2 separate regions of the Homo sapiens genome follow, and region 2 is linked to region 1. A link is a loop called in an ENCODE intact Hi-C map of the cell type or tissue named here. Cell type or tissue: Caco-2. All regions are shown on one strand. Each heading gives the region's core, and the rest is flanking DNA. Links, peaks and the distances in the headings are about the cores only.

Region 1 (16,403 bases), core at 258-2,757:
GGCACATGAGGGTTTCCATACTTAAAAGATTGGGAATGGATTTTAAACTAGTAGTGTTCACCCTGAGCTGGAAGCGCTAGTTTCATATTCGTATAGTATCTTGTAATGTACATAGGTCTTTTACTTACACTAATTTATTATATTCACCATAACTTTGTAGGGTAAGATGGGGAGGTATCACCATTTTTCAAATACAAAACTGAGACTTAGGCTGTGACTTGTATATGGTTTCATGACTTGAATCAATTCAGTTGAGAGAAGCTTGCAAATTCCATGGATCTTAATTCAGTCCTTTATACTACAAATACTTTTTCCTTGTGGAAAAATTATATCCAGAATGAAGGATAGGGAAATATGGGACTATAAACAAAATATATGCTTCTTAGGAACCAACAAAAAGGAAGAACAGGGCTAGGAGCAGGGCTGGGTTCATCTGTTGACAGCGGTGTTACAAACTAAGGGATTCTGGAAGTCAGACTTGGTTATGAGATTGAGCAAAGGTACATTATGGCCAACCTTAAACAGGTGTGCTTTAACATCTAACAGATCCTCCTCACTCTTTAAAAAGTGCTTTCGGTTTTGCATTCAAGAAAGACCCAAAATTATTTTGTTGATTTATTTTGAGAACAGATATAGGAGATAATTTAAAAGATTATATTCCCAAGGTCTCAGATTTAAGAATGAACTTTGAACTTCCATCTAAGTACCAAACAAAGGAGCATATGTGACACACATTTAATTAAAAAATTGAGTGCCTTTCTTGAATCACTAGAATATTTATAGCTCGATGGTGGTTCACTCCTATAATCTTAGTTCTTTGAGAGGCCTACATGGGAGGATTGCTTGAGTCCAGGAGTTTGAGACCAGCCTGGGTAACATACTAAGACTCCATTTCTACAAAAAGTAAAAAAATTAACCTGATGTGGTGGAACACGCCTGTAGTCCCAGCTACTCGGGAGGCTGAAGCAGGAGGATTCTTTGAGCCCAAGAGTTCCAGGCTGCAGTCAGCTATGGTTGCATCACTGCGCTCCAGCCTGTGCAACAGAGTGAGACTATGTCTTAAATAAATAAATAAAATAGAATATTTACTCTCTAGGCAGTAGCATGGCAAAGAATACATAATTCCTGCAGGGAAATCTGTATCTATCAGACTCAAATTGTGTTAAAGTAGCCTTTAAAAATTGATCATAATCTCCTATTTAGCTCAGTTAAAAGGGTAAGAAGCATCGACCCACAGAGAAATGGATATTCTATGGAAGTCTTCCAAGTAGCTAATAGAAATAACTATGGTTTATTGATTGTTTATTATGGATGAAGTAGTCTATTAAGCACTCTATCCATCTACTATCTATCTATATTAATTATTACAAAATTTCTAGTAAGTATTCACAATTAACTCAGTTTTTACAAATAAGTGCCTTAAAGCTTAAATAAGGTAAATGACTTGTCCAAAGTCATATAGGCAAAATGTGGTAGGAGGCTGAACAAGATTTTGCACTCAGAGACACCTGAACTTAAAATACATACTCTTAACCTTATGCTAGGTACTCCTAAAATGAGCTATATACAGTGTTTCTCAGAAGTCTTTGGAATTCAAATCAACGTCTGGCTATCGTGAATAACTTGTCTGACTTTTTAGCTGTCAATTCTGTAACCTCGATCCAAACCAAGAAAGTTTGGGTGCATTCTCTCTAGCAGTCACTAGGTGGAGCCAGTGCACTAAAAAGCCATCAGGCTTTTTGGGGACCAGGCAGGATTTATTCTAGGAAGTCAGGGGAAGTCAGCAAAGGCTGGTTTTGATTGGAAAAGTGCTAAAAAGATTACTCCCTCTGACAGCTGGCTTTTTTTCTTTTCTGGATAATGTAGATGAAGAGGAAGATGAGAGATCTCCGGAGGTGTAGAGAATTGCTAGAGCCAAGAGTTATGTGGGATGAATGCATAATCAACCAATTTTGTTCTTTCGCAGGAGTGGTTTCAATAATCTGATGTGTGGCTGGGTTGTGGGTTGTGGAAGCAAAGCACAATAGCCCCCTGCCCTGTGTGGTCTGCCTTCCCTTAGAGACCCCAGGCTTTCACATTGTATAATACTGGGCATACGCAGTTGGCCCCACGTCTAGTTTCTCAAATGGTCTGACTAAAATGACAATAATGATGATGATGATAACTGTTATTATGTTAACAAACATGTGCATGGCACTTTATTGATCCCTTTCAGTTGCATTTGTTATTGAGGTGAGTGGATCTTCTGGCAGGGGAATAGAACTTCATGGGATAAAGGGAGGGGATAAGGGCAGGATGAGATTTTCCTCTATGTCCAGGAAGAGTTCTCCAGAGAAACAGAACGAAAGGATCTCTCTCTCTCTCTCTCTCTAAATATATATATATATATGCCTATATATATATATATATGCACCTATATATAAATATATATAGGCATATATGTAGATATATAGATGCCTATATATAAATATATATGCATATATAAATATATAGATGCCTATATATAAATATATGTATGCATATATATGTGTGTGTGTATATATATACTCCCATGATAGGCAAGTACAAAATCCATAGGGTAGACCAGCAGGCTGGAGACCCAGGGAAGAATTGATTTTTGCAGCTTGAGCCTAAAGGTAGTTTGCTGGCAGAAAATTCCGTCTTCCTTAGGGGATCTCAGTCTTTTTTTTTTTTTTTTTTTTTAAGGATTCCAACTTATTAGATGAGGCCCTCCCACATTATGGGGAGTAATCTGCTTTTACTCAGAGTTTACTTATTTAAATGTTAATCTCATCTAAAAATACTTTCACAGAATCTCCAGATGTGTTTGAGCAAATATCTGGGTACAGTGGCCTAGCTAAGTTGACACATAAAAACCAACCATTGTAGGTAGATAACAAATTCTATGCTGGGCTTGAGGGGAAAATAGAGTTCCTTTTGCTGTCTTTGGTAGGGTTCAGAGCTGTTAATTTCTTTCTTTTTTTTTCTTGTTTTTGAGACAGGGTCTTGCTGTATCACCCACGCTGGGGTGCAGTTGCATGATCTTGACTCACTGCAGCCTCCTCCTCCCAGGTTCAAGCGATTCTCCCACCTCAGCCTCCTGAGTAGCTGGGATTGCAGGTGTGTGCCACCATGCCCAGCTAATTTTTGTATTTTTAGTAGAGATGGGGTTTTACCATGTTGGCCAGGCTGGTCTCGAACTCCTGGCCTGAAGTGATCTGCCCACCTCAGCCTCCCAAAGTGCTGGGATTACAGGCACATGCCACAGTGCCCAGCCCAGAGCTATTAATTTCAACTCTAGCAGAAGCAATGTACTCACCCTCTCTCTCGTCCCTGAAAGCTTGATGAGTTGGCAATGCTATTCTGGATAATCATACAAGATGTTTTTATATAAATATATAAAAAATCAGAATTCTATAAAGCATGACTTCCAACCATATCATTCTGTGTTCTGATTATAAGGTGGCTCTGAGATTTCTTAAAAAATATTTTTTTCTTTGTTTTTTTTTTTTTTTTTTTTTTTAGAGACAGGGACTTGCTCTGTTGCCTGGGCTGGACTATGGTGGCACAATCATGGCCCACTGCAGCCTCAACCTCCTGGGCTCAAGCAGTCCTCCCACCTGAGCCTCCCAAGTAGCTGGAACTACAGATGTGAGCTTTCATGGCTGGCAAATTTTAAAAACTTTTTATTTTGTACAGACAGGGTTTCACTATGTTGTCCGGGCTGGTCTTGAACTCCTGGGCTCAAGGGGTCCTCCTGCCTCTGCTGCCCAAAGTGCTGACATTATAGATGTGAACCACTGCTCCTGGCCCTGAAATTTCTTTTTTATAGAAGTACTTTGAAAAGGCATTGAATGAATAAAGTGCCTTTCAAGTAAAGTGTAGAAGCATCCAATGTTATTTCTGAAAGTGTCCCTAGAGATGGTATGTTTTGGATTTCCCCATTTTACAGATAAATGGAGACATAGAAGAATGAAATGACTTATTCAAGGTCATATCGGTATTATTTATTTATTTATTTATTTATTTATTTATTTATTTTTTGAGACAGAGTCTTGCTCTGTCACCCAGGCTGGAGTGCAGTGGCACGATCTCGGCTCACTGCAAGCTCTGCCTCCCGGGTTCACACCATTCTCCTGCCTCAGCCTCCTGAGTAGCTGGGACTACAGGCGCCCGCCACCATGCCTGGCTAATTTTTGTATTTTTATTAGAGATGGGGTTTCACCGCGTTAGCCAGGATGGTCTCGATCTCCTGACCTCGTGATCCGCCCTCCTCGGCCTCCCAAAGTGCTGGGATTATAGGCGTGAGCCACCACGCCCGGCCGGTCATATTGGTATTTAATGAGAAAACTAGGACCAGAACCCAGGCCTTCTGCCTGCAGTTTCATCGTGCTTCCTGTTGCAGCATGCTGCCACCATATAAAAGTGCAAGGATAATCACTTGGACTGCAAATGCCCAACCAGCTGTGCTGAGCAACATGTGTCTAAACAGGCCCAACCGAAACAGGAAATGCCAGTCTTGAGTGGGGGAATGGTTAATCAAAGAGAAAAATATGAAAATGCTGAATCCCAATCCTTCCCAGTGAAGTAGAGATACTAACTTGAATAAACCTCTGCTAGAGTGTGGCAAAAAGTGGGAGGAAAATGATGGAGGCTTAGGTTCCCGTAAGCCTTAGGTTTAGTGATGTCACTGTACTATCTGAGTATAGTCCTATCACATCTTAACAAGTGGCTTTGTGACCTCAGCAAACTGAGATATCCCAGGTAGACACTACTACAAAAGTCATATATATAAAAGAATAAAACAGTTTCTGTAATTAATTCTACAAATAAATCTAAGTGGAATCTACAGATTGGAAGCAATGGAGGCCTAATAGGTTTCTTCAGCCAGGGGATTTTGGCACTCCAAGCTGGCCGCCAGGAACCCTATTTAGTAAGTTGGGGGAAATAACAAAGATGACATTGGAATTAACATTTGGGCTCTTGGAGAAAATGTTGCCATTCAAATATCTTGCAGTTATTAGCCCCAAGGGAACTAATTAAAAAATGCTATAAGTGAGAGACCTAAAGGGGATGGAGAGAAAAGAGATGCCGCTAACAAAGTCATAAAAGTAGTGAGGAAAGAGTAGTTCCCTAGCAGGGCGCGGTGGCTCATGCCTGTAATCCCAACACTTTGGGAGGCCGAGGCGGGCGGATCACGAGGTCAGGAGATCGAGACCATCCTGGCTAACATGGTGAAACCCCATCTCTACTAAAAATACAAAAAAATTAGCCTGGCGTGGTGGCGGGTGCCTGTAGTCCCAGCTACTCAGGAGGCTGAGGCAGGAGAATGGCGTGAACCTGGGAGGTGGAATTTGCAGTGAGCCGAGATCGCACCACTGCACTCCAGCCTGAGCGACAGAGGGAGACTCCGTCTCAAAAAAAAAAAAAAAAGAGTAGCTCCCCATATTAAATCAAACATCGTTGGCTGGATGGAAGGGAGAGCAGTGTGCAGGCTAGTGAGTAGAACCATGAGGTCAATGTAACAGTGGTGGTGTAGAGACAGGATTAATGACAGTGGTAATGGTTGGGGCCATCCAACGTCAGCAGGAATTGGTTAAGTACAGCACCACCTGCACATTTTTGTTCACCAAATTCAATTTGATTAGTTGGAAAACATTTACCGAGTTCCTGGTATATGCCAGGTGTAGAGTGCAATTTTTTTTTTCTTTTTTTGACGAAGTCTCGTTCTGTCGCCCAGGCTGGAGTGCAGTGGCACTATCTCTGCTCACTGCAAGCTCTGCCTCCCAGGTTCACACCATTCTCCTGCCTCAGCCGCCCGAGTAGCTGGGACTACAGGCGCCCGCCACCACGCCCGGCTAATTGTTTGTATGTTTAGTAGAGACGGGGTTTCACTGTGTTAGGATGGTCTCGATCTTCTGACCCTGTGATCTGCCTGCCTCAGCCTCCCAAAATGCTGGAGTTACAGGTGTGAGCCACCGTGCCTGGCTGAGTGCAACATTTTTAATGCAATCCTAGAGAGAGATTTAAGATACACAGGAGCTACACAGAGAAAGGATGTTACATTTATTGGAGAATGAGACAGTATAAGAGAAGGTGGTCTAGATGTATTACTGATCTGGGTTTTAAAGAATGAATATGCATTTTCTTTTCTTTTCTTTTCTTTTTTTTTTGAGATGGAGTCTCTCTCTGTCTCCCAGGCTGGAGTGCAGTGGCGTGATATCAGTTCACTGCAACCTCTACCTTCCGGGTTCAAGCTGTTCTCCTGCCTCAGCCTCCTGAGTAGCTAGGATTACAGGCGCCTGCCACCACACTCGGCTAATTTTTTGTATTTTTAGTAGAGATGGGGTTTCACCATGTTGGCCAGGCTGGTCTTCAACTCCTGACCTCAGGTGATCCGCCCATCTCAGCCTTCCAAAGTGCTGGGATTACAGGAGTGAGCCACCGCGCCTGGCCTATGAATAGGCATTTTCTTTTCTTTTCTTTTTTTCTTTTTTTTTGAGAGGGAGTTTCACTCTTGTTGCCCAGGCTGGAGGGTAATGGCGCGATCTCGGCTCACTGCAACCTCTGCCTCCCGGGTTCAATTGATTCTCCTGCTTCAGCCTCCTGAGTAGCTGGGACTACAGGCGTGTGCCACAACGCCAGGCTAATTTTGTAATTTTAGTAGAGACGGCGTTTCTCCATGTTGGTCAGGCTAGTCTTGAATTCCTGACCTCAGGTGATCCACCTGCCTCAGTCTACCAAAGTGCTGGGATTACAGGTGTGAGCCACTGCACCTGGCCTGAGTAGGCATTTTCTAAGTAGACAAGAAGAAGAAAAACATGTGAAACAATGGAAACAGTAAACATACATTTTTACCGATAGGTATTGTTATGTAACAACCACCCAAAACTTAATGGCCTGAGACAATGGCAATAATTTATTTTGGTTGTGAATCTGTAATTTGAGCAGAGCTAGGCAGGAATGGCTTATTTCAGTGGAGGCAGCCGAACTCGGGCCTGGGGAATCCACCTTCACATTGATTTACTCACAAGTTGGTCCTGTCTATAGGTCCTGGCTATAGGCTGGGAGCTCAGCCAGGCTTGGGACTGTGGGAGGTCCTTACAGCATGATAGGATGGTAGCTGTTTTCAGGAGTGAATGTTTCAAGTACTTCAAGCAGAAGCCATATCACCTTTTATGATCTGGCCTAAGAAGTCACATAGCTCATACGTGAAAAAAGACCATAGTCTTTTTTTTTTTTTTTTTTTTTTGTGAGATGGGGTCTTTCTCTGTTGCCTAGGCTAGAGTGCAGTGGCATGATCTTGGCTCACTGCAACCTTCACCTCCTGGGTTCAAACCATTCTCCTGCCTCAGCCTCACGAATAGCTGGGATTATAGGTACATGCCACCATGCCCAGCTAATTTTGTATTTTTAGTAGAGACAGGTTTTCACCATGTTGGCCAGTCTCGTCTTGAACTTCTGACTTCAGGTGATCCACCTGCCTCGGCCTCCCAAAGTGCTGGGATTACAGGCGTGAGCCATCGCGCCAGGTCTATAGTCTTAAACTAATCCAGATTCAAGGATTGAGAACAAAGACTCCACATCTCAATGGGAAGAGCGTTAAGTCACGTTGTAAGGAGATATTACTGTGACTACCTTTGGAAAATACAATCTGATATAGGCATGTGAGAGTGAAGTATCATGGCCTGTTCAAGAAATACATCATAACACAGGTATTTTTCTCCTCCTCCTCTTCCTCCTCCTCTTCTCCTCCTCCCCCCTCCCTCTCCTGACCCTCTTCTCCTCCTTCCTTTCCTCAAACAGTAAACAAGCTAAATTATCTTACGTTTATGGGAGACAAGGATTCACATAGTAAGTCAATCTAGGTAAATCTCTCAAAATTTTGGAACCAATGTTTTATTTTTTAAGTAAGAATAATCTCACTTCTTTTACCTACTATCAGCATGCTTTTGAGGATCAAGTGAGATAATCCCTGTAAAAATTACTTGAAACTGATAAAGCACAATTTATGTTTATTTATTCAACCATCTACTCATTTATCTACCTAACCACCATCAATTCATCTCCACTCATCTGTTCTTTCATTATCGAATATATATTAAACATCTACACTGTGTCAAGTCTTTTACTATGGGGTGGGCCCAACGTAAGTAATTATTGGTTCTCTGAGGAGTATTCCTAAATGTAGTTTTTTGAAGTAACGCCAGTGAATTAGAATCTCTACACTCTCAAAAACGTTTAACTGGTATATGCAAAGTAACTGGTCACCAGAGGCAACTGTCTTATTTTAATGTTCAAATTTTCTGTTTGTTTCACCTTCTTCGTTAAATTTAAACTCATTCTTCAATACATTCTCAGAGAAGTTCTGCTTTCTACAATAGCAACACAAATAAGCTCAAATAACCTGCTTTATTAGATTTATCACAAGTAACTTATCTGCTCTATTTGGCCAGAATTGTAGGTTGGTTATCACAGCATTTTCTTAGTGTTATATATTTTTCAGTGGATGTCTTCCAACATATTATTGGGTTCATATTATAGTACAGCATTACTCAGTTTATAAACAAATTAAGAATTAATTACTTACATTTTATTTAAACAACAGTCTTGTAGACGTGTAGTATGAGTTATAGCAGCCAAGATAGCAAATCCTACAACATTCTGTTGTCTTATTAATTACCAAACATCACCTATATCTAACATCAAACAAATCCCTCATTTATAGATTATTAAAATTCTACGAAATTTTATTGTGGTTCAATTTGTCTAAGATCTCCATATGAATAAATCTTTGCCAGAAGAACCTCTATGCAGGTGTAACGTACAGTGGCTAATGGCATGACTTTAGAGGAGTAAGATAGAATGGTATTTTTGTTTGTTTGTTTGTTTGTTTGTTTGTTTTTTGGAAACAGGGTCTTGCTCTGTTGCCCAGGCTGGAGTGCAGTGGCATGGTCATGGCTCACTGCAGCCTCAAATTCCCAGGCTCAAGTGATCCTTCCACCTCAGCCCCCTGAGTAGCTGGGACTACAGGTGCACACCACCATGCCCAGCTAATTTTTTGTAGAGGTGGGTTCACTGTTATGCCCAGGCTGGTCTCAAACTCCTGAGCTCAAGCAATCCACCCACCTTGGCCTCCCGAAGTGCTGAGATTACAGGTGTGAGCTGCCAGGCCCGGCCAAGAGTAGATTTTTATTATGATTCTACACATACTTGCCGTGTGACCTCGGGCAAATTATTTAACTTCTTTAAGTCTTCACTTTTCCATCTCTAAGATGTATACAATGTTACACATTTATAGAGCTGTTACTAAGAAAATGAAAGAAATAATGCATATGAAGCCATTGGTAAAATTCCTTGCATAAGGTCTCCATAAATGTTGGTTTTAGTGTCTATGTTATTTTGACTAAATTGAGGTGAAGAGGTACTATATAGTTCTTTTTTTCTTTATGTTTGAACTTATAGATTATTTGTGATAATATAATTTGTATATATTTCATATAAAATTAGGTTCAGCTGTGTTACAGAGGCCTAAAATGACAGTGGCTTTAAAAATAGAGATTTTTTTTTCCTTTTTCAAGTAGAAGGAGGTAGGCTGACCAGGGCTGGTGTGATTTTTCTACTTTGAAAATTTTCCAAGAATTCTGAATTCTTAGTTGCGCTTCTGTCATCTTGAGGCTGTGACCATTATCCTCATGATCCCAAACGCTAGCTATAGCTCCAGTCACTAACTTCACATCTTAAGAAGTAGTGTGTAAGAATGCTTGAAGAAGAAAGTGGATGGGGAAAGCAAAGGGTATTAGATCATGGCTTTTAAAGGAGGTCTCCAAACTACAGGGTGTCTCCATGTATATTCCATTGTCTAGAATTAGTCAAATGTTCAGACCTAGCTGCAATGCAGGATAGAAAGTGTATTCTTGATTCTCAGTGGACATTTGCTCAGCTGAGAATTGCAAATCTATTTGCAAATCTATAAAAGAATCGGTAGAAAGCATACTGGGGGACACTGGCACACATCTCCACATTATGCAACTTGTTTTTAAAACTGACTCAACTCATTGTGGTGTAAATCTGAATGATTGATTTGTCCAATAACTTCCACCAACTTTTCTCTGCCAAGTCACCACTTTCTCTTGGGAACCAGCTCCCTTAATGGTAGTTCAGTCTGATTTCTTTTACTTTGGTCACTTTGGGCTATTCAGAATAGTCTTGTTTCAGTTTGTGAGCCCTAGTCCTCTTCATTTTAAAACATTATCTTAATCTGTTCCTGCTGCTATAACAAAATACTGAGAGTGGATAATTTATAAATAACAGAAATATGGGCAGGCGCAGTGGCTCATGCCTGTAATCGCAGCACTTTGGGAGGCAGAGGCAGGCAGATCACAAGGTCAAGAGATTGAGGCCATCCTGGCCAACATGGTGAAACCCCATCTCTACTAAAAAATACACAAATTAGCTGGGGATAGTGTCACGTGCCTGTAGTCCCAGTTATTCGGGAAGCTGAGGCAGGAGAATCGCTTGAACCCAGGAGGTGGAGGTTGCAGTGAGCCGAGATCACGCCACTGCACTCCAGCTTGCTGACAGAGCAAGACTCCATCTCAAAAAAGAAAGAAGAAAAAAGAAAAACGGAAAAAGAAATATATTTTTCGCAGTTCTGGAGGCTGGGAAGTCCAAGACCAAGTTGCTGGCAGATTTGGTAGAAAGTAGAATTGCTCTGAGAATGTATTCAATAAAGAGTTTTAAATTTAGTAAAGGAGAAACAAGCAGAAAATTTGAATATTAAAATAAGACAGTTGCTTTTGGTGACGAATTACTTTGTATATACTGGTTAAACATTTTTGAGAGAGTGGAGATTCTACTTTCTACAGTAGCAACACAAATAAGCTCAAATAACCTGCTTTATTAGATTTACCACAAATAACAACATATCTGCTCTATTTGGCCAGAATTGTAGGTTTGTTATCACAGCAATTTTCTTAGTGTTATATATTTTTCAGTGGATGTTTTCCAACATGTTCTTGGGTTCACATTATAGTACAACATTACTCAGTTTATAAGCAAATTGAGAATTAATTATCTACATTTTATTTAAACAACAGTCTTGTAGATGTGTAGTATGAGTTACAGTAGCCAAGACAGCAAATCCTACAACATTCTGTTGTCTCATTAATTACCAGACATCATCTATACGTAACACCAAACAAATCTCTCAGATTTGATGTCTGGTAAAATTTCTCTCTCTGCTTTCAAGATGGTGCCCTGTTGCTGCATCTTTTGATGAGGACAAACTCTATGTCCTCACATAGCAGAAGAGAAGAAGGGGCAAACTCACTTCCTCAAGCCCTTTTGTAAGCACAAAATCTCATTCATAAAGGTGAAGTCCTTATGACTTAATCACCCTCCGATGGCCCCACTTTCTAATACCATCACCTTGTGTATTAGCTGCTAACATATGAATTTTGGAGGGATGCATACATTCAAATCATAACAAACATCTGTCTGATGCTTAATTCAAAGCTCTCTCACTCCTCTCTCCAGTTCAGGTTTCAGGGGCCTAGAGGAAGGGAGTGAACCCTCTTTAATTATCAGGCCCAGTGAAGCATTGAATTGTGACAGTGTGTGACAGCAGTCATGTTTCACTTCCCTTTGAGCTAAATCATTTCATCTTAAAGCCACCTGCTCTGTGGGCTCTAGAGTAACTGATGCCAAGTAGCCATAAAATGCATTGCACTGGACATCATAACTCATACACTGTAGTTCAACAACGTAAAGCCAATCACTAACCAATGTTAATTCCATAAATCAGTGAGAATTCCTGTCTAACAACTTTGTATCTGCCCACTCCTTCTCCCCTTTTGCCTTTAAAAACCTGCTTGTAACAAAGACTAAATAGAAGCACTCCTCAAGGCAGCTTAAATGTGTGTCCCAGGTAGCCATCCTCAACCTTGGCGCAAATAAACTCTCTATGTTAATTGTGCCTTTATTTCTTTCTTTAGGTCAACAGGGTGGCTGTCATCACCTGCTCTTTCCATCTCCCTCCTTCCTCCATTGCTTACCTCCCTGAGACTGAGTCAGGAACAAGGCTGAGGGATGCAGATGGTGGCACCTCCCCACGTTTCTTTTAATCATTCTCACTGTCTGGCTGGTTGCTTGAAGGGTAGTGGTTTGCCACTGGTAGTACTGGGAATGACTTTAGATGCTCCTGATAAGGCTCCATCCCAGGTGCTCTGTTGGCATTGGTATTGAGGACATCTGTCCTCCAAGGTTCCCTACTGAGGGTCTGCAGCAAATTGTAGAATCCATCTTCTGCATGCCTCAGGAAACAGAGACCCAAGGGAATCATCTGTGCCCCTCCCCCATCGAGCTATACCCCTGAGTCCTGCTCCTTGGTGCTCCTTCTCTTGCTCTGGGGCAGGTCAGCAAGCCCAGTGGCCTTAGGCGGTGGCTTCTTCTCCTCCTCCTCCTCCTTCTCCTTCTTTTTCTTCCTCCTCTTCCTCCTCCTCTTCTTCCTCTTCCTCCTCCTCCTCCTTCTTCCTATATGTTTGCATTATTTAATTTTTAAATTTTAACTTTTATTTTAAATGTGGAGGGTGCATGTGCAGGTTTGAACCCAGGTTGTGAGCATAGTAGCCAATAGGTAGTTTTTCAACTCACACACCACTCTTCCCTTGCCTCCCCTCTCTAGTAGTCCACAGTGTCCATGTTTGTCCGTGTGTGCTCAATGTTTAGTTCCCACCAATAAGTGAGAACAAGTGGTATTTGGTTTTCTGTTCCTGCATTAATTCACTCAGGATAATGACCTCCAGCTCCAACCATGTTGCTGCAAAGGACATGATTTCATTCTTTTTCATGGCTGTGTAGTATTCATTCCATGGTGTATATGTACCACATTTTCTTTATCTGATCCACCATTGATGGGCACCTAGGTTGATTCCATGTCTTTGCTATTGTGAATAGCACAGTGATGAACATACCAGTGCATGTGTCCTTTGGTGTAATGATCTACTTTTCTTTGGGTATATACCCAGTAATGGGGTTGTGGGGTCAGATGGTATCTCTGTTTTAAGTTCTTTGAGAAATCTCCGAACTGCTTTCTATAGTGGCCAAACTAATTGACATTCCCACCCGCAGTGTCTAAGTGTTCCTCTTTCTCTGCTGCCTTGTCAGCATCTGTTGTTTTTTGACCTTTTTTTTTTTTTTTTTCTTTTTGAGAGGGAGTCTTGGTCTGTCACCCAGGGTGGAGTGCAGTTGTGCGATCCCAGCTCACTGCAACCTCCGCCTCCCAGGTTCAAGCGATTCTCCTGCCTCAGCCTCCCAAGTAGTTGGGATTACACGTATGTGCCACTATGCTCAGCTAATTTTTGTATTTTTAGTAGAGATGTGGTTTCACCACGTTGGCCAGGCTGGTCTCGAACTCCTGACCTCAAGTGATCCGCCCGCCTTGGCCTCTCAGAGTGTTGGGATTACAGGCGTGAGCCACTGCGCCTGGCCATTTTTTGACTTTTAATAATAGCCATTCTGGCTGGTCTGAGATAGTACCTCATTATGGTTTTGATTTGCTCTTCTCTGATGATTAGTGATGCTGAGCATTTTTCATGTTTGTTGGCCTCTTGTATGTCTTCTTTTGAAAAGTGTTCATGTCCTTTGCCTATTTTCTAATGGGGTTATTTGTTTTTTGCTTGTTGATTTGTTTTAGCTCCATATAGACTCTGAATATTAGATGTTTGTGAGATGCATAGTTTGTGAATATTTTCTCCCATTCTGTAGGTTGTCTGTTTACTCTGTTGATAGTTTCTTTTGCTGTGCAGCAGTTCTTTAGTTTAGGTCCCACTTGTCAATTTTTGTTTTTGTTGCAATTGCTTTTGGGGACTTAGCCAAAAATTATTTGCCTTAGGCTTTGTTTTTTTTTTTTTTTTGAGACAGAGTCTGGCTCTGTTGCCCAGGCTGGAGTGCAGTGGGGTGATCGCGGCTCATTGCAACCTCTGCCTCCCGGGTTCAAGTGATTCTCCTGCCTCAGCCTCCAGAGTAGCTGGGGCTACAGGTGTGCACCACCACACCTGGCTAATTTTTGTAATTTTAGTAGAGACAGAGTTTCATCATGTTGGCCAGGCTTGTCTTGAACTCCTGACCTCAGGTGATCCACCCTCCTCGGCTTCCCAAAGTGCTGCTGGGATTACAGGCATGAGCCACTGCACCCGGCCACCTTAGGCTTCTTAAACATACAACTGGGGCAAGCCATGCCCCTCTTCCCTTCTTTTTTTGCTTATTGTGGTAAAATATTTATAAACAAACATTGCCATTTTAATTCTTTTTGAGAGACAATTCAGTGGCCTTAACTACACTTATGATATTGTGCAACCATCACTATTACTTATTTCCAAAACTTTTTTTTATCACCCAAACAGAAACTCTTTACCCGTTAAGCAATAACTCCCATTTCCCCTCCCCCAATCCTCTGGTAACCTATAAACCATATTGTGTCTTTTACGTAAGTGGAATTTCATACCAGTGGAATTTGTCTAGCTGATTTCACTTAGCATAATGTTTTCAAACTTCATCCATGTTGTAGCATGTATTATAAGTGGATTCTTTCTTTTATGGCTGAGTAACATTCCATTCTATGTATATACTACATTTTGCTTATCCACATCTTTTGGCTATTGTGAATAATGCTGTAAAGAACATTGCCATACAAGTATTTGTTTGAGTCCCTGTTTTTAGTTCTTTTGTGTATATACTTAGAAATGGAATTGTTGGGTTTTGTGGTAATTTTGTGTTTATTTTTTGAAGAACTGCCAAACTGTTTTCCATAGCATCTGCACCACTTTATATTCCCACCAGCAATGTACGAGGGTTCTAATTTCTCCACATCCTCACCAACACTTATTTTCCACATTTTTGATTATAACTGTCCTAGTAGGTGTGAAGTGTGTCTCTTGGTGGTTTTGATTTGCATTTCTCTGATGACTAATGGTGTTGAGCACCTTTTCCTGTGTTTATTGGCCATCTGTGTATCTTCTTTGGATAAATGTCTATTCAAGTCCTTTATCCATTTTTTAATTGGGCTGTCTTTTCTTTCCCCACTCTCTCTTTTTTTTTTTTCAGCTACCATAGAGAGAGGAGAAAGAGGAAGACTTCTCTTTACTTTCTTAAGCCTGTGGTGTCTCTCTCTCTCTTTTTTTTTTTTTTGAGATGGAGTCTCGCTCTGTCACCCAGGCTGGAGTACAGTGGCACGATCTCGGCTCATTGCAACGTCTGCTGCACGATCTCTGCTCATTGCAACCTCTGCCTCCTGGGCTTAAGCCGATACTCCTGCCTCAGCCTCCTGAGTAGCTGGGATTACTGGTGTCCACCACCATGCCCAGCTAATTTTTGTGTTTTTAGTAGAGATGGGATTTCACCATGTTGGCCATGCTGATCTCAAACTCCTGACCTCCAGTGATCCACTAGCCTCAGCTTCCCAAAGTGCTGGGATTACAGGCATGAGCCACCTCTTATGGCTGTTGGCTGGTCAATCAGTTCAGGTTCTCTTGCCCCTGCGGTGGGGGCGTGGGTAGTGATGTAAGGCTCAGAGCAAGAAATAGGCTTTAAAAACTGTTCCCAGTAGGCCACGCTTGGTGGTGCATGCCTGTGATCCCAGCACTTTGGGAGCCTGAGGCAGGTGGATCGCTTGAGCTCAGAAGTTCAAGATCAGCCTGGGCAACATAGCGAGACCGCATCTCTACAAAAAATACAAAAAGTAGTTGGCTGTGATGGCATGCACCTGTAGTCTCAGCTCCTCAGGAGGCTGAGGTGGGAGGACGGCAGCCCACGAAGTCAAGGCTGCAGTGAGCTGAGATTGCGGCACTGCACTCCAGCCTGGGTGACTGAGTGAGACCTTGTCTCAAAAACAACAACAACAACAACAAAACCCCATTCTCAGTAATCTCCCCTAGAGGCTCAAAAAGATCTTAATCCGATCTTACACAAATCTGTTTCATTTATGCATAGAATAATTCAGTCTTAGAACAGGAAGGAATCATGGAGTTTATCACATCCAACTCCATCATTTTACAGCTAAGGCCTCTCTCAGGTCCTTCAAGGTGAAGTAACTTTGCCCACTAATTTACCATCTTAAAACAGATTTTTAAAAAATGCCTGACTTATGTGTCACTCGGACTGGCTGCAAAAGTATACCTTCTTTTTTTTTAAATTTTTTTGGAATCTGGAAGAGGAACACATTACAGATATGACCTATTTCTGATCTCCCTTCTCCATGTGACGGTGGCAGTTTTTGGGTGAAAATATTTTGTCAGCGGCTCTAACATATGGATAGTTTCTAGGCTTTTGGAGATCAGGTTATTATGCTAAATGAATACAGATGAGCATTATGCCTATATAGTGCTCTACACTTTGCAAAGTGT
Region 2 (16,403 bases), core at 5,650-8,149, 810 kb after region 1:
AGGACTTTAAGAAGTGATTAGGCCAAGAGGGCTTCTCCCTGGTGAATGGGATTAAGGTTCTTTTATAAGTGGTTTCATGAAGCATTCAGGGAGCTTGACCTCCTGCTGTGTGAGGACACAGCGCTCCTCCCTCCAGAGGACACAACAGCAGGTGCCATCTTGGAAACAGAGATCAGGCCCTCGCCTGCCAGTGCCTTCACCCTGGACTCTCAGCCTCCAGAATGTGAGGAATCCATTTTAGTTCTTCATAGATTACCCAGTCTTGGGTAATTTTGTTATGACAGCACAAAATTGACTAAAACACTGCATAATGGATTTAGGACATTCATTCACTCAAAAAATCCTTATTGAGTGCTTACCATTAGAGAGAGAACAACAGATTAGTTTAGCCACTTATTAACTACATGACTTTGGGCAACTTGCTTACATTCTCTGTGCTTCATTTACCTTATCTGTGAAATGGAGATAATAATAGTGCTAATGTCAGAGTTGTGAGGATTAAATTAACTAATGTGTGAAGCACTTAGAGCACCTCTCAGACATAGCAAGTGCTGTGTAAGTGTTACTACTGCCTGCCAAGTACTGGAGCCAAACCTCTCACCCAGGCTATTAACACCCATAGGATGAAGAGACACTTACTGACTAGAGTGGATTTCTTGTCTGGGTGGAAAGGGCAAGAGGCACCTACACAGGCTGCCCACCTGCCTCACGCCCTTGGCTGCCCCTCCCTGCACCCAGTCCCTGGCAAGGCCAGAGAGGCTGCCACCACCACCCAGTGAAAATGGGGTGAAGGGAAGCTGAAAAGTGGATCCTGAGGAAGAGCTCACAGTGCTCTCAAGGGAAGTGGCAACAAGATAGTGGCACCAAGGGTGAGATGGAGGCCGATTCACTCTGCTTGTCACAGAAGGCCAGGCCGCTGCCTTTCTAAAGTGACCGTTCAGCACTTGACCCTCACCTTCATGATGGCTTTCACCACTTCAGGCCTGCTGCTCACAAAGACCATGGTGTCCCAGCGAGCGGAGTCCCGGCCATCCTGGCATCCTGTCTTCTTGGAAGGAGCAGGCCCAAGCACTGGAGCGCAGTGTAAATATGCCTGCCAGGGAACAGGATTCTGCGTTGGGCACTCATCCCAGCAGCTTCAGGCTCTCGGTTGTCACTGTTTTTACACCTGTGACAAATGACATGGCCAGTCACGCTACAGTGTCTGAAGAAACCTCTGTAGAGGAGTAGGACGCAGCAGATATGCTGTGGCCCAGACAGCAACTGCCAAGCAGATGGAGCCTGCACCCCCACAATTTGGCCAAAGACATACCGATACTCTCCATGAAAAAGATTTCCAGAAGCTGTGTGTCTATAACAAAGTCTTAACAAAAGAAACAACAACCACAAAAACAACACAAAGTCACCAACACTAAAGATTATTCTTGAGTCTGATTTGAAAACTAGGGTCAAATTCTGCAGAGGCATTCAACTGGCAGGATACCACCCTAACAGCCAGATCTATAGGTCCTCTCATCATGCCGGGGAAAACGCTCTATTCACCACTCCTCAGCTTCCGGTTCTGGCTTCAGAGTTCTCTCTATACTGGAGGAGTTTTAAAGCCAGAGGTGTCTTTACCTACTTACTCTTATTCACAGATCTAAATATGGAAGTCAAGAGAGGAAAGTGACATGTCCTTAGAGAAGAGTCCACAAGAAAACAAGACAAACAGCGACTGCGCCCCTAGTGTATACTGGGCATTGGCGAGCTACTGGGGACAGGGAGACAAAGAAAGCCTAGTTCCTTTTTTAAGGAGCTTAATCTAGGAAGGGAGACAGACTCTTTGCAGACTGGACCAGGCTTCCCTGCAGCAGAAGGAAACTTGAAATCAGGGTAATGAGCCTCAGCAGGGACGGGCCAGCACGCTGCTCTGAGAGGATCGTGTGTGGACACAGGGCTATGGCATGGCCCTGCGTCGACCTGCTAGCTGTGCTGTAGGGCCAGGTGGGGCCTGGAGTGGCCTGAGCTAGGGGCTGCTGTGAACTCTTTCCACTCCCCCAAGGCATCATATAAGTAATGACACTTTCTATTTGCCCAGCAAAATCAAGGACACAGTTTTCTAGAACACGGGATGGGGTGCTTCCCCTTCCCCCAGTCCAATGGACAGTCTAATCCGGTTGGTGGGCCTTTGTTCATGACTCACGAGCCACTAGCAACTGCAGGTAGAACTGCAAAGCCCCCAGGAGCCTCAGAGGGCCTGCTGCCTGCCACGACATGCCTACTCAGCTGCTGCTGGCCCACCTGTGGGCAGCAGCCCTAGTGATGTACAGAAGCCCGGGACTAGTGCCAGCAAATCTATGGATACCCTGCGTGATCTGGGCGTGCACTGTTGTGGTGGCCTCTACGGTCAGGAGGCAACATGTGGGGAGAAGGCCGGGCGCGATGGCTCACGCCTGTAATTCCAGCACTTTGGGAGGCGGAGGCGGGCAGATCACGAGGTCAGGAGATCGAGACCACGGTGAAACCCCGTCTCTACTAAAAATACAAAAAGTTAGCCGGGCATAGTGGCGGGCGCCTGTAGTCCCAGCTACTCGGGAGGCTGAGGCAGGAGAATGGCGTGAACCCGGGAGGCGGAGCTTGCAGTGAGCCGAGATCGTGCCACTGCACTCCAGCCTGGGTGACAGAGCAAGACTCCGTCTCAAAAAAAAAAAACAAAAAAAACATGTAGGCAGAGGAAGGGAGGAGCCGACCCAAAAGGATTTGGTCCAGGGTGAGGTCCACAGAAAGGCCAGAGCCAAGATGCGGCCAGCAAACACCTCAGGCCAGTGGTGGCCTCATGTTGCCCATGCCGGAGGCCAGTCCTTGATCGCTCCGAACCCTCTGCTTGAGGGTTCTAAATGAAATGAGCAGGTCATCCCGTCAGGATCTAAGTGAACTTCTGAAAAAAGCACAAAAAAGCAAGCCTCTTGAGCTTCCCCCAGTGACCGATACAAGGCACATCCCACACGCTTCACAGCACAGTGGAGAAGAACTGCACCAGGAACATGTGATGGGGCCTCAGCGGGAGCCCGCGGAGGAGGACGCCTACTGCCTGGATCTCGGCCAGAGAATTTGCAAGGTCCACAACAACTGGAACCGTGTGTGTCAGACCCGCGACCGCTACAAGATGTCCCAAGACTTGGCCCAGGAATTAAAGAAAGAGACTTCCAGTTTTCAGAGGGAAATCCTCTTCCATGAGAAAGCGGCCCAGATAGGCTGGATGGCTGCTTGCTGTGTCCACTGAGAGAGTGCTCCAGGCACTCCGAAAAGAATGACTACAACAGGCAGAAGCCAGCTGATTGTGAGGCCAAGTTCCAGCCTTTCCTGAGGGGCCCTTTGGCTCCTGAGGCTTGGCCCTCAGCCTACAGGGCCCCAGAAGTGCTAGGAGGACTGTGAGACACCAGGGTCCCCAGGAGACATGAGGGTCATGATGTGAGGGCTTGGGTCCAAGCACCTGTCAGGTTCTGTTTTCCCGGTAGCCGGGTGCTAAATGCCCAGAGACCCGGCAGAACATCAGCCGGTGCTGCTCCCTTTAAGGCACTTCTGACTGATCTCTTGTTAGTTGAGCTACTGTTCATCAGCTGACCCTGAAATTGCTCTAATTGAAGTTTGATAGATAATGTTAGGATTGTAAGGTACTATTTTTCAAATAAAGATTGTTTAATCTAAAAAAAGAAAAATATATCTAACACATTAAATCTTTTATTTAGGGATATTTTTACTTGGGGCCCAGTAAAGAAAGAAAAAAGAAATGCTTAAGTTGATTTAAAAAGAGAACTTCTACATTTCCATAAGATAATGGCAGTTGCCTGAATCTAAATTTCTCATACACCCTCCAAAACCAAATAGACAAGTGGAACAAATACAGCTAAAACCTGTGCCCACAGTAGCATAACTAGGAGACAGATTATAGTATATTAAATGATTAATGTTCAGCAACTATTCACTCTCTCCTTCCCCCCTAAGAATCTCAACCATCACCTCTGATATTAAGAGTGGGGATGTGAATTGCTTTGGCCAGTGGCATATTGAGAACTCATGCAGGCAAAAACTTGAAATGTGCCTGCATAGCTGAGCAAGTTCTTTTGTGCTCCTGTCTTTTGCCATGAGAAGAGTATGGTATGCCTCATTTAGCACCTGGTTCATAAAGGATAAGAGACATTTGAAGAGGACCCAAGTACAACCTGAGCTTGTAAGCAAACCTTACGAGCTAGATGAGCTAAATCCCAGTCAACGTGCAAAAACGTAAGTGAAAGATGAAGGTTTATTGTTTTATGCACCTGAGTTTTAGGGTTATTTGTTTTGCAGCAACGGCTGACAGATACAGAAATTAGTACCAGAAGTGAGATGCTGCCATAAAACTTAAACTATTTGGTATTAATTTGGGGGCTGAGAAGTTTGCAATAAGGAGATTGTCATATAAGAATGAAAAATAGCGATCTGTCTTATGCAGTGCCAAATGATTTGGGAAAATATGGCCTGCAATATCTTACAAGTCAGAATATTTACCTAATAAACATTAGTGTTGATTGAGGAAGTTTTGAGGCAAATCATTGAAAGTGTGAGCTGATCGCTAGTAGCTGCATTTGATAAGGTACTACATGAAAGAGATTCAATCAGAAAAATACTAACTGGTTTGCAAGCAATATTTAAAGGAATATTATAGGCTTGGAAAATAAAAGTGCTAATTAATAAATCAAAGGTGTTGCCATTATGACCACAACCTCAGTCAGAGAAAAGGCCAAACCCAGGGTGCTTCCAATAAAACATGACTCAGGATAAAGATCAAATAAAAGGTATGGCTATAATACTTGCTTATACCTCTAAAGAGATGAAGGTAACATCTGCAGACCTTTTTAACTAAATAAAGGGACAACTAGAAAGCTTGAACATGATTCCATAAAAGCATATTTTGTTCAAATTTGCTGCAATTTAAGTCTAGAAAGACACAGACATGTATCAAAAAGTATGTGTATGTGACTTTTGGCACTGGTGTTGATAGAAATCAAATAAAAAACCAAGAAGGAACTTTCAAAGGGTAGAGCCAAAAACAGTGAGGAATGATGGATTTAGGATTACTTCCACAGACATCACCAGAGCCTAATGAAGAAACATTTTTACCACCAGTGTAGTGGAATCTGGTATTTGCCCACCAGGATTTCATAATTTCTAAGAACCAGTATCTATGTGCTATGTGATGGCAGTTCTTGCCCTTTTTAAATTAGAATGTTTATTGAGGCCGAGAGCCATGGCTCACGCCTGTAATCCCAGAATTTGGGGAGGCTAAGGCGGGTGTATCACCTGACGTCAGGAGTTCCAGACCAGCCTGACCAACATGGAGAAACTCTGTCTCTACTAAAAATACAAAATTAGCCGGGCATGGTGGCGCATGCCTATAATCCCAGCTACTCAGGAGGCTGAGGCAAGAGAATTGCTTGAACCCGGGAGGCAGAGGTTGCAGTGAGCCGAGATCGCGCCATTGCACTCCAGCCTGGGCAACAAGAGTGAAACTCCGTCTCAAAAACAAACAAACAAAAAAAAACAAAACAAAGAATTTTTACTGAAGTTAACCTGTTTCTCTTCCACCATTATATATTTGGATATGTGCAGAGTGGCGGTAGATAACAACTTGCCTTCTCGGTTCAAAAGTCTATGTATCAAGAGGAGTCGCATATTTGATGTAGATCCTAAGATCCTAGATTTCAAGTGTTATGCCATGATTTGATAAGACTTTGAGAACTCTTGGGATGGAAGTGAGAATATTTTGAGTATGGGAGGTATGTAGATATTTATAGATAGAAAGGAAATCTATGGCAAATTATTGTTCAGCCAATATTCACTTTCTGTCTCTTCCAACTTCTATGGGGAAAACACTTTTCTGTCTCGTTGTTGAACTTGGTCATATGCCTTTGGTCTATGGAATGTTTTGTAAACAGATATTTGAAATGTATTCCTATAGAGGGGCTTATTTTCTTACACTCTTGTCTTTTGCTATGAATATAGCATGCATGGAGTAGGCACTAAAAGGGCAAGATGAGAGGCTTGTAGACTTGGACCCAACCCACAGTTTGTAACCAAGCCCAGCCTAGATCAGCCAAATCTCAGCAGACCCGAAGATGGATAACCAAGAAATGAATGCTTATTTCTACATGCCACTTAAGTGGTGTTTTTGCACAGTAATAGACAAAGAAAGGTACAAACTTTATTTTTCAGATAAGTGGGAAAATACACATCTGAAACCAGCAGAGCCACAACTGTAGTTCATGCCAGAGCAGAGTCAGGGGTTACAATAAGAAAGGGAGAGTACAATGTTTTTGAGATGGCATCATACATACAAATTTACCTCCAGAGAGGATCCCATCCTGAGTTGAGAAATACTGAGAAAATATCTGAGACAGTAAATAAGACTACCGACAACTGGGAATTGAAAAAAAGGGTGCTTGAGAGGATATAGCTTCAAATGTGGCAGCATTGGGAAGGCACTGTTTCTGGGTGAGAAGAAGACAACCTGGAAAGGAAGGACTCTGTACCACTTATCAGCTTATTGTCTCCCAGCTCTGAATCCACCCTTTCCTATGCAGCTTTGTAATACTGAAGCCAGACCCTATAGACGTTTCTCCTTTGCCAGCTGGCACACAAGGCTTTATCAACAGAGGGTGCTGACATTACACTTCAAGGTGATCACCACATGAACACACTTCTCTTCCAGGTTCTAGCCTGCCATTTTTTATTCATCATTGCAGCCTAGTGGCCCTCATGAACCAGCTCTGGCTGTGCCCTCAGGCTACTCTGTCCCCACCTAGTGACCACTTGTGACACAGGCAATGGGCTCCTTCCTTGGAAACTCCAGCTGCGCCTTCAACGTTCTACCTGCCTGGCAGCTGATTGTTGGTGGCTTCCATGAGCCACAGCAGCTCCAGCTATAGCAGGCAACTAGATCGCCACTTGACCCAGGCCTTCCAGCAAGCTTTGTCATTATAGGTAGGCTGTATGTTCCTCTTTACAAAAGTCTAAATCTCAGGCTTGTGAGGATAAAGGTGCTTTTCCAAGTTCTTTGTTTCTTTGCTGCCACTTTCCCTCAGCCCAGAAGTAGTAGCTGGGTTTTTTTTTGAACATACTACTTTTCGATCTCTGAGAGTCCTGTTTAATCTTTTTAAATCTTCAACTATTACTAGTTAAGAATTCTTTATATTAGGCTTTCCATTTCTAATCACTGTTGCATTCTTTAGTTTTCTGACTGGACCCTGACCGATGTAGTGTCCTTTAGAGTGGCTTGGGAGTAAAGGGAAAGCAGGAAGGAAGTAGTTTAAAATAAAATTTCTACTGAAGTAATAGAAGACACAATCAGAAAACCAGGACCCTTCCTCTCCCCAAAGAGAGATCATTTATTCAAGAAAGTATACTGCACTGTAGAAAAGAAAAGAGACTTATCTCCTCTCACACCTTTATATAAACGTCTGTGGTTGCTTCTCTGGAAAAATTCCAAGGCATTTTAATGTAAATGGAAAATATCAGGAGACATCCAAGCAAAGCTAATATAAGAAGAAAATGGAAAGTGAACATAAAAACATCTCATTAAAAAAAAAAAAAACCCTTCCGAAATATCAACCAGGAAGCAGAGGAAAACTGTATGTAACACAATGCTCCAACATGAATTAAATATCATTAAAGTAGCATTTGTAGGAGAAAGGTACCCTTCAGCCAGAAATTTAAAACTTGTAATAGAAATTGGCAAAACTGAAAATGACATAAGATGAGAATCGGCTGAACTTGGGGAAAGAAAAGCGAAAAAAAGGACAGTCTTCTCAGAAATGAAGACTAGATTAGAAAGCACTCAAGTGAAAATAGATTTTTTTAATATATCACATAAAATTGAGATGGGAAAACAACCAAGAAAATGAAAATAAAATAAAGAATTAGGTAAAAGATATTAGAGAGAAAGTGATACGTAGAAGATAATAAAGGAAGACCCAATGTGTGTGTAATGGAGGCTTCAAAGAAGAAAAACAAGACAGTAAACCAGAATAAAATTTTAAAACTATAATGCAAGAAAACTTTCTAGAAATAGGAAAGAATTAAATTTATATATTGAAGAAACCTACGGTGTACCTTGAAAATTTTGACCCCAAATGGCTAGCACTAGGACAAACCTAGTAGAATTATTAAAACACTGAATTTAATTTTTTAAAACATCTGGAACTCCAGACAAAAAGATGTGGTCATTTAAAATTAATAGATACCAGATTAGCTTCCAACTTCTCAAAAGCAATATACAAACTAACTCAACAGCGAAACAGCATTTCAGATTACTCAAGAAACATAACATTGGTGAATTCTATTACAAGTAAACTTTATCTCAAGACACCAAATTTTCTCCCCCACCCCCAAAAAAATATAATTAAAAGGAAAGGTTAGTAAAAGATTCTGGGAGGATCAGAAGACAACAGCATGTTGTTTCAATCTTCCTGAATCTTCACACTAAAAGAAAACAAATAGATAGTAAAGCCAAACATTAATGGAGAACATGAGGAGAACCCCAAATAACCACAAGCATTAATCAGAAAGCTTGGCAGACCAATTTGAGAACAACAGCTAAAACTAGGAGTGATTTTCCCCTCCCTAATCATGGATGAGTACAAGTGAACTACAGTAAGATCCCAAGAGAACTGAAAAGGCTACCTTTTATAAATTCTCAAAACTGGCTAGGTAGGAATCCCTTCCAGGAGAGGACCTCAAACTAAAGATAAACTCCTGGAATGGAAGTAAAATTGAGCAGAATGGAAGCAAATAGGGAAAAAAATATCTAGATGAAATTAGAAAACATTAACAGCCAGGAGACCTCAGAAAGCAAACTGCTGTTTTTTTTAACACTATACAAAAGCACAGAAGAGGGAGCTTTGTGAATTTAGAAAACCTATCTTGACTCGAGCACAGCTTTTTCTAAAATTTCTGGGAAATGAATTTTATATAAATAAGAGTATGAGAAAAAGACAGAGGTTAAATCCCACGCAAAGTAATTATTAGAAAAAATAAGAATAAAAAAACAGAATAACACCTTTTCCAGAAAAACATGCCCATAAACAGATAAAAACTTGTAACCCACTATTTCTAAACTAACTAAAAGACACTTAAAACATGAAAAAGGAAATGAAAGAATAACATAAATGAAAACTACAAAAAACTTAGAAATCAGGTCACAGAACACAGGAAAAAAATTACACATAAAAAAATCTCAGAAATGAGAACTAAACAAGAAAGAACACATGGGTGAATAAATACAACAGATAATTCTTCAAGAGAAAGTGAAAATAAGGAGAATGTTTAAAACAGAAATGAAGAAAGACAAAAAAATGAGATAAAGAGAGAAATACTGAAAATAAACAAAGAAAATACAGCACACAGATAATAGGCATCCCTGAAGAAGGAAACCAAAGCAAACAAAGGGAACATAAAAAATACAAAATAAATTATAATCTAAGGAACCTTCCCTGTAATTAAAAAATACTAACTACATATCAAAGGAACACAATGCATATCTGAAAATAGCAATTCAGCATAACCACAGACAACACATATTCATACAATTACTTGACTTTAAAAGAGAAAAAATTATTTGAGCATTAAGTAGGCGGAAAAAGCAAATAACTTGTAAAGGAAAGAAAATTAGATTGTCAACTTTTTGCAAGCAATGCTGTATGACAGACAAAAAGACCATATCACTTACAATGAATGGATTCCAAGTTACCCTCCATCTTCTCACATAAAACAACATACAAAGTGACACAATAATGAAGCAACCTTTCCAATACATTCAAGAAGCTGGAAACTGATGGATTTTATTGCACATATGTTATATCTCAATAAATCTATTTTTTAACTTGTTTTTAAGTTAGTAGAAGACAATGGAGAAACACTAATAATACACTCAAAGAAAGAAAACATAACCCAAAGACTTCATATCAAACAAAACTAACCTCTAAGTGCTCTAACTAGAGCACGAATATTTAGCAACATACAAGAACTCAGGGAATATTGTTCTGATGAACATTTCCTGAGAAATCTACAAAACAAATTTTAGACCACTAAAATGTCTAGAGATACTTCTGTACACAGATTGGAATAGTAAATATATAATTACTTGAATGCCTATGACTAAATAAGTCCTGAAAAAGAAAAAATAGAGTATGAAATGGCTTTAACTCTGACAATATAGATATAACTACAGAAAAATGAAGGGGCAAGAACAGGGAGTACATACACAAAACAACTTCAACCCCTCTTAGAAATTATTTTGATGGTAACATTTATATTAAGTGTTTAGGTCACCCTTTAGAGATGGGATGGATCCCCCTCCCAATTAATAGGTCAAATGTTGAGATGGGTGTTGCCACACACACATCAAATCGGTATGAAACGGTTTCTTACATCATGAGGCTTTCTGTGCTATGCGAGGCAGGCTCCCAGCAGGTCCAAAACTGTCCTGAGGAAGGAAGGGGGGGAACTAGCTTGGAGTTTTATTGTGGTTGGGGGTGAGGCTGAGATGAGGATTCCCATGTGTGGTCTGGGGCTTGCATGGTTTGAACTCTCCACTAGTGTCAAGAGAGGGAGTATGCAAGCTTTGTTATCAGTTTGCCCAGAAGAGAGGCAAGAGGAAAAGACAGAAGAAAGGGCTTAAAAGCTGTCTGCAGCCAAACATCAAAAGTAGAGTCACGCTCATTATTGCACTGAGATTGGTGTATGTGTAATGTGAGAAAAAGAAAATAAGTAACATGGGATTTTCTAATTCTGGTATTTCCTATGTCCTTAGGAAACAAAATTATCAGTGTAGAAGAAAGGAGATCTGTAACATAGACAAGGTTAAGCAGACTCTATAGTCCTGAATTTGAATTGGAAGTATCAGTATGAATTCATGTGATATTTGTAAATTTATATTTTTAAACATGTAACAGAATTTATTTATTTCCTAACTCTATCCACAGAAAATGCCTGCAAACTATGACCAATACTGCAATAATAAACCTCCTTAATGCCCAGATTATGGTCTTAAAATATCACTTTTCACTTAGAGGAACAGAGCTTTTGGAGAAATAGTAGATTCTAAGTCTGAGGCAGGAAATCACAAGATAATCTTGTAATATTTTTCATTCCAGATAGCAAGAAAACTATCAAACACTACTAGGGTCATAGCAAAAGAACTCAGGAGCCAAACCAAGTAAGTTCCAGTGGGCCAAAGATAGAACATTTTGAGTTTTATTAAATGTAATAATTGTAATAGATGTAAATCCTTCAAATATGTTTAAATCTATGAATTTATCGTAGTAAGAAGAAATTAGTTACTTGCAAAGAATGAAATAATAGAATTAGAATATCATCACTGTAGAATGGCTAATGAATGAATGGATTTAAGCTTTGAGGTCGACAGATACTACGTGCCTCCTCTCACTGAAAGAATTCAACCACACTTAATAGTTTTGTCAAATGGATTGAGCCTGTGTCTATCAAGCCTCTGGATCCAATTGCTAATTTACAGAAAATATGGAGGACAGAAGAACATGTTGAACTGTACTGTGAGCATACGATCAGCAAAATCCAGACTGAGCAAACCTCCACAAGACAAACAGCCAAGATCTATAGCAAGTAAATTGCAAGTAAAAAAGACAGAGGGAGATCCTGTAGATCAAAAAATACTTAAAAGACATATATTTTTATAAGGAACAACTCTAAACTACAGGATTCAGAAATGTACATTGGGGTAATAAAACTAAAATGAAATGCAAGGGAAAAAACTAAAATGACATATCCAAAAATCAAAAGAGTGGTTGCTTGTAGGAGAAGGGAGGGGTTCTGATTGATAGAGGGCACATGAACAGGGTTCAGAGGTGGGTAGCAAAGTTCAGTTTCTTGCCCCGGCTGGTGATCACCAAGGTGTTTGCCTCCATTCATCCCTATGTGTGTTTCTGGAGTTTTCTGTATCTCTGTTTTATCTTTTAATAAAATGTTTTTTTTAAGGGGGGGCAGGGTGAGTTAAACAGATATTTAATAAATAATTACTCAGGTGGCAGCTGAATTTGGCAAAAGTTACGAAGGTACTTGGCTGACCAGGATTCAAAAAAACACTAGAATAATGTTGAAGAGCTTGGGCTCTGGAAAGCCACAGAGGTCTGTTCGCATTCCCATTCTATTGACTATCAGCTGTGTGATCTCTAAGCCTCAGTGTCCTTATCTATAGAATCAATATCATGATAGTAACACCCTCAGGGTGGTTGTGTAGCATAAATGAGATAATCCATATAAAGCACTCCACAAGGTGCATGTCACATAGTAATCACTCAGTACCTGTTGTTGTTAGGAATATTAGAGGCTTCTAATTGTCTAGACATCTTTTTCATGGACCACTAGGGACTTCTGCGAGGCCTCTTTCCACTTCCATTACAGCTCTCTGAGTTATTTTTCTTTGCTGCTCCAATTATAGTCCTGAGAAAATTCTGACTTCATTTCTTTAAACACTAAGTGCTTTGGGATACATAGGGAAATGAAAAGTGTTATAGATTTCCAAATTATATTAAACCAATTTAACTTGCTGCCCAGCTGCCACAGGGACCAGCATGGCAGTAACTGCTAGGGACCAGAGAATTTTTGAGAACTCAGTTAGCCTGTGGCTGGTACACCTACCACTTCCCCAGGTATTCAGAGACGATAGTTATGCTAATCCTCCAGCTTGAGTGCATATTTGGAGATGTAGCCTCTGAAGCAATTATCCTTCTCAGCATACTTCCCACTGATACATGTGTCCATATATATATATACACACGTATATATATGTAAACTTTATGGTCTGTCTGAATTCATCAGCCAGCAGCTCCAATGAATGCCAATTTCTTACTGACCTGTCCCGCATCATTGCCTTTTACGCAATTCTAGCAGCAGGTAGGGAGATGCCCTCTGGAATGGAGTGCTTCAAATTAGTTTTAGTGCCCTTTAGCCTAAGGTATATGTTGAGCAGGGAGTAGAAATGTTCCTCTACTTTCCAAGCATCTCCTCCCTCCATGCCCCCACCATTCGGGGCTTAAACATTCTATTCACATTTCTCTTACCTGAATTTTCACAACCAATGAAACTCACCCGTTCTATTTCAGACATCTTGCTTTGCTTTTAAAATCTGCATAGTGCTTTCATCCTCATCATTTCAACCGTCAGACAAGTGTTATTAACCTCTTTTGGTTTTTACAAGGAACCTGATCTCCTAGTGAGATCACATGTAGTACAACTTGCCCAGAGCCTCACGTGTCCGAGCTGAGACAGGAACAGACTTCTCCCCATTACATGTGCCATGTCTGCAGTTTCTTTCCATGATGTCCTAAAGACACTGCCTTCTCCTATGGGAAAGGCATATTTGTGATATGTGATATATTTTGCTTATATATAAAAAATGCGTGATATATTTTACTAATGTATTTGTCTGCTTATGAATCTATGTATGTTTTTGTTGGTTTATTTTATATAAATTAGGATGCTATTTCTTATATGTGTTTGAGAGAGAATAAGTATATAATTAAATACAACAGTCTAAAATAATTATGAGTTAGTCACATTTTTAACAAGTGATACAATGAGATTTGCAAGAAAACGTCATTACAGAAAAAAATGGAGATTTACCTCTAAAATCTACTATCAAGTATGCTTTTTTCATCTCTTCTTAGGACAGCTTTCATTCCATTTTTAAATCCATTTGTAATGACATATTTTTACATTTATTTCAAATGTTCAGAAAAGTATGAAGGCTAATATCATGAACATTTGTGTACTGGCTATCCAAATGTTAACTTTTTCTTCATATTTGCTTCAGAAGTTTTTCTTTTTTGAAATAAAATATTTCAGAAAAGATTGGAGTTTCCTGGTTTCTTTTGTCTCATTCCTCTCCTTCTAACCCCAGAACAGAGCAAACCACTATCCTGAAGGTGTTTTTGTTTTGTTTTGTTGAGACAGGATCTTGCTCTGTCTCCCAGGCTGGAGTACAGTGGTGTGAGCATAGCCCACTGTAGCCTCAAACTTCTGGGCTCAAGCAGTCCTCCTGCCTCAGCCTCCCAGTAGCAGGGACTACAGGTGTGCACCACAGTGCATGGCTAGTCTTTTGCTTTTTTTGTAGAGATGGGGTCTCCTCATATTGCCCAAGCTGGTCTCAAACTCCTGGCCTCAAGCAATCCTCCTGCCTCAGCCTCCCAAATCATGGGGATTACAGAAGTAAGCCACTGCACCTGGCTCTATCTTTTCTTTTAATGTTTTAAAATATTCACTGTACATGTATTTATCTGTAATCAACATTCATTCAAAAATAAATAATACACAAATATATGTAATAATGGATAATGTTTTAATCTTTACACAAATGATGTTATTATCCTATATATATATATTACTATACATCTTGCTTTTTTTGCCCAACATCATGTTTTTGAGATCAATAATAGATGAGTTTAATATGTTTTCATGTGTTGTGTTTACTGACATATTTGAACTTATTTCTATTTTATTTTGTGTCTTTTGTTTTCCATACTTTTCTGCTTAATTTTATTCCTTTCCTTGACTTTCATCAAACTAATATATTTGTCTATAGTCCTACTTTTCTTCATTTGCTGGTTTGGAACTGTAGATTAGTTTTCTACTCTTCTGATATTCCAAAAATTTTAACAATCATATTTAATTGTACATTTTTAATAAAGTCTAAAGTTATTATTTTTATCCTAGATTATTTGTCTACTCTTCTGATATTCCAAAAATTTTAACAATCATATTTAATTGTATATTTTTAATAAACTCTAAAGTTATTATGTTTATCCTTTTTAATAAGACAAAGATTTTTACCGTGCTTTAACTAACTACTAAAAATCCTCCACCACCACCAATTAGTCACAGATATAAAATTTCAGTTACACAAAATGGGAAATTTCAGGTCAAAGTGGCATTGAAAATTGATTCTTTGAATGCACACCATGCAGCACACTAGCATGGCACATGTATACATATGTAACTAACCTGCACATTGTGCACATGTACCCTAAAACTTAAAGTATAATAATAATAAATATTTTTAAAAAAGAAAGAAAATTGATTCTTTGAAGCCTCCCTTTTCTACACATGGGAAATTCTAAAAAGAGAGAATTTCAAAAGCAAAGCAATTTCAAATTAAAGTCCTAGAGATTTATTGTACAACAGAGTACCTATAACTAACACAAAGTACCATATTGTATCTTAAAAATTTGCCAAGAGTGAGGAATACTTGTGTTTTTATCACGCAAATTAATAATAATAAAGAGGACAGGAGGAAACTTTTGGAAGTGATGAATATGTTCATGGCATAAATTGTGGTGTTGGTTTCATGGCTATATACTGATCTCCAAACTCACTATATTGTATACATTAAATATGTACAGCTTTTTGTATGTCCAACATACCTCAAGCAGATTTTACAAAAATATCCCCATTGCCAAATTTATTTCCACCTTTTTTACAAGCATTATTAATGTTTTGTAATAACTCATAGTCAATTTGACTAACCAATATATTGTACCAGTTTCTGAGTTTATATTGTTTCTTGTCTTTTAGCTAAGAGTTTCTCAACAGTGACACTATTCACATTTTAAACGAGATAATTCTTATGGTGGAGTGTCCTGTGCACTGTAGGATTTTAGTGGTATCCCTCACCTCTACCCACTAGACAAAAATAACATCTCCCAAATCATGACAATCAGAAATGTCAAGTGTCTCCTGAGGGAGAATTTTTTCCCAGTTAAGAACCACAATTCTGGCCAGGTGCAGTGGCTCACGCCTGTAATCCCAGCACTTTGGGAGGCTGAGGCAGGTGGATCACCTGAGATCAAGAGTTCGAGACCAGTCTGGCCAACATGGTAAAACCCCGTCTCTACTAAAAATACAAAAAATTAGCCAGGTGTCATGGCGTGCACCTGTAATCTCAGCTACTCGGGAGGCTAAGGCAGGAGAATCACTTGAATCCGGGAGGCAGAGGTTGCAGTGAGCCAAAATCGCACCACTGTACTTCAGCCTAAGCAACAAGAGCGAAACTCCATCTCCAAAAAAAAAAAAAAAAAAAAAAAAACCCAAGTTCTAGATGGCATAGGCCTTTGGTAGTAGTTCTACTAGCAAGGACCGGGGACTGGGGGCAGGTATGAGTAGCATAAGCTCAGTTAGTTGCCCTCAATGTTGAACATTTTTATACCTAGATTTTTAAAAATTTATTGAATCTTCATTTTTTTTCTCAGAACGTTGAAGATATTATTACTTCACTGACTTTTTTATTGTTAATGAGTGGTCTGCTAACCATGTAAGAATATTCCTTCTTTGTGAAGGGATCTGGATTTTTTTTTTCA

What was found. A loop is a pair of places that touch in the nucleus more often than their neighbours do. Peaks named below come from ENCODE experiments on the same cell type or tissue, not always from the same donor. Only the 100,000 strongest peaks of a DNase experiment are listed, where the experiment ranks them.
Region 2: it touches region 1 in a loop (13-fold over the local background); 18 of 110 quality-filtered maps call a loop at or near these places.

What each region holds. Positions count from the first base shown.
Region 1 is chr12:14,152,526-14,168,928 of GRCh38, reverse strand. No RefSeq gene overlaps it. Among named protein-coding and RNA genes, the nearest start is that of GRIN2B, 180 kb to the right of the region's middle. In Caco-2, for the core only: a CTCF peak has its summit at 1,716 (motif pointing right); a DNase peak (open chromatin) is centred at 1,728.
Region 2 is chr12:13,352,845-13,369,247 of GRCh38, reverse strand. No RefSeq gene overlaps it. Among named protein-coding and RNA genes, the nearest start is that of LINC01559, 16 kb to the left of the region's middle. RefSeq lists enhancers at 1-288, 348-847, 6,659-6,758. In Caco-2, for the core only: a CTCF peak has its summit at 6,800 (motif pointing left); a DNase peak (open chromatin) is centred at 6,817.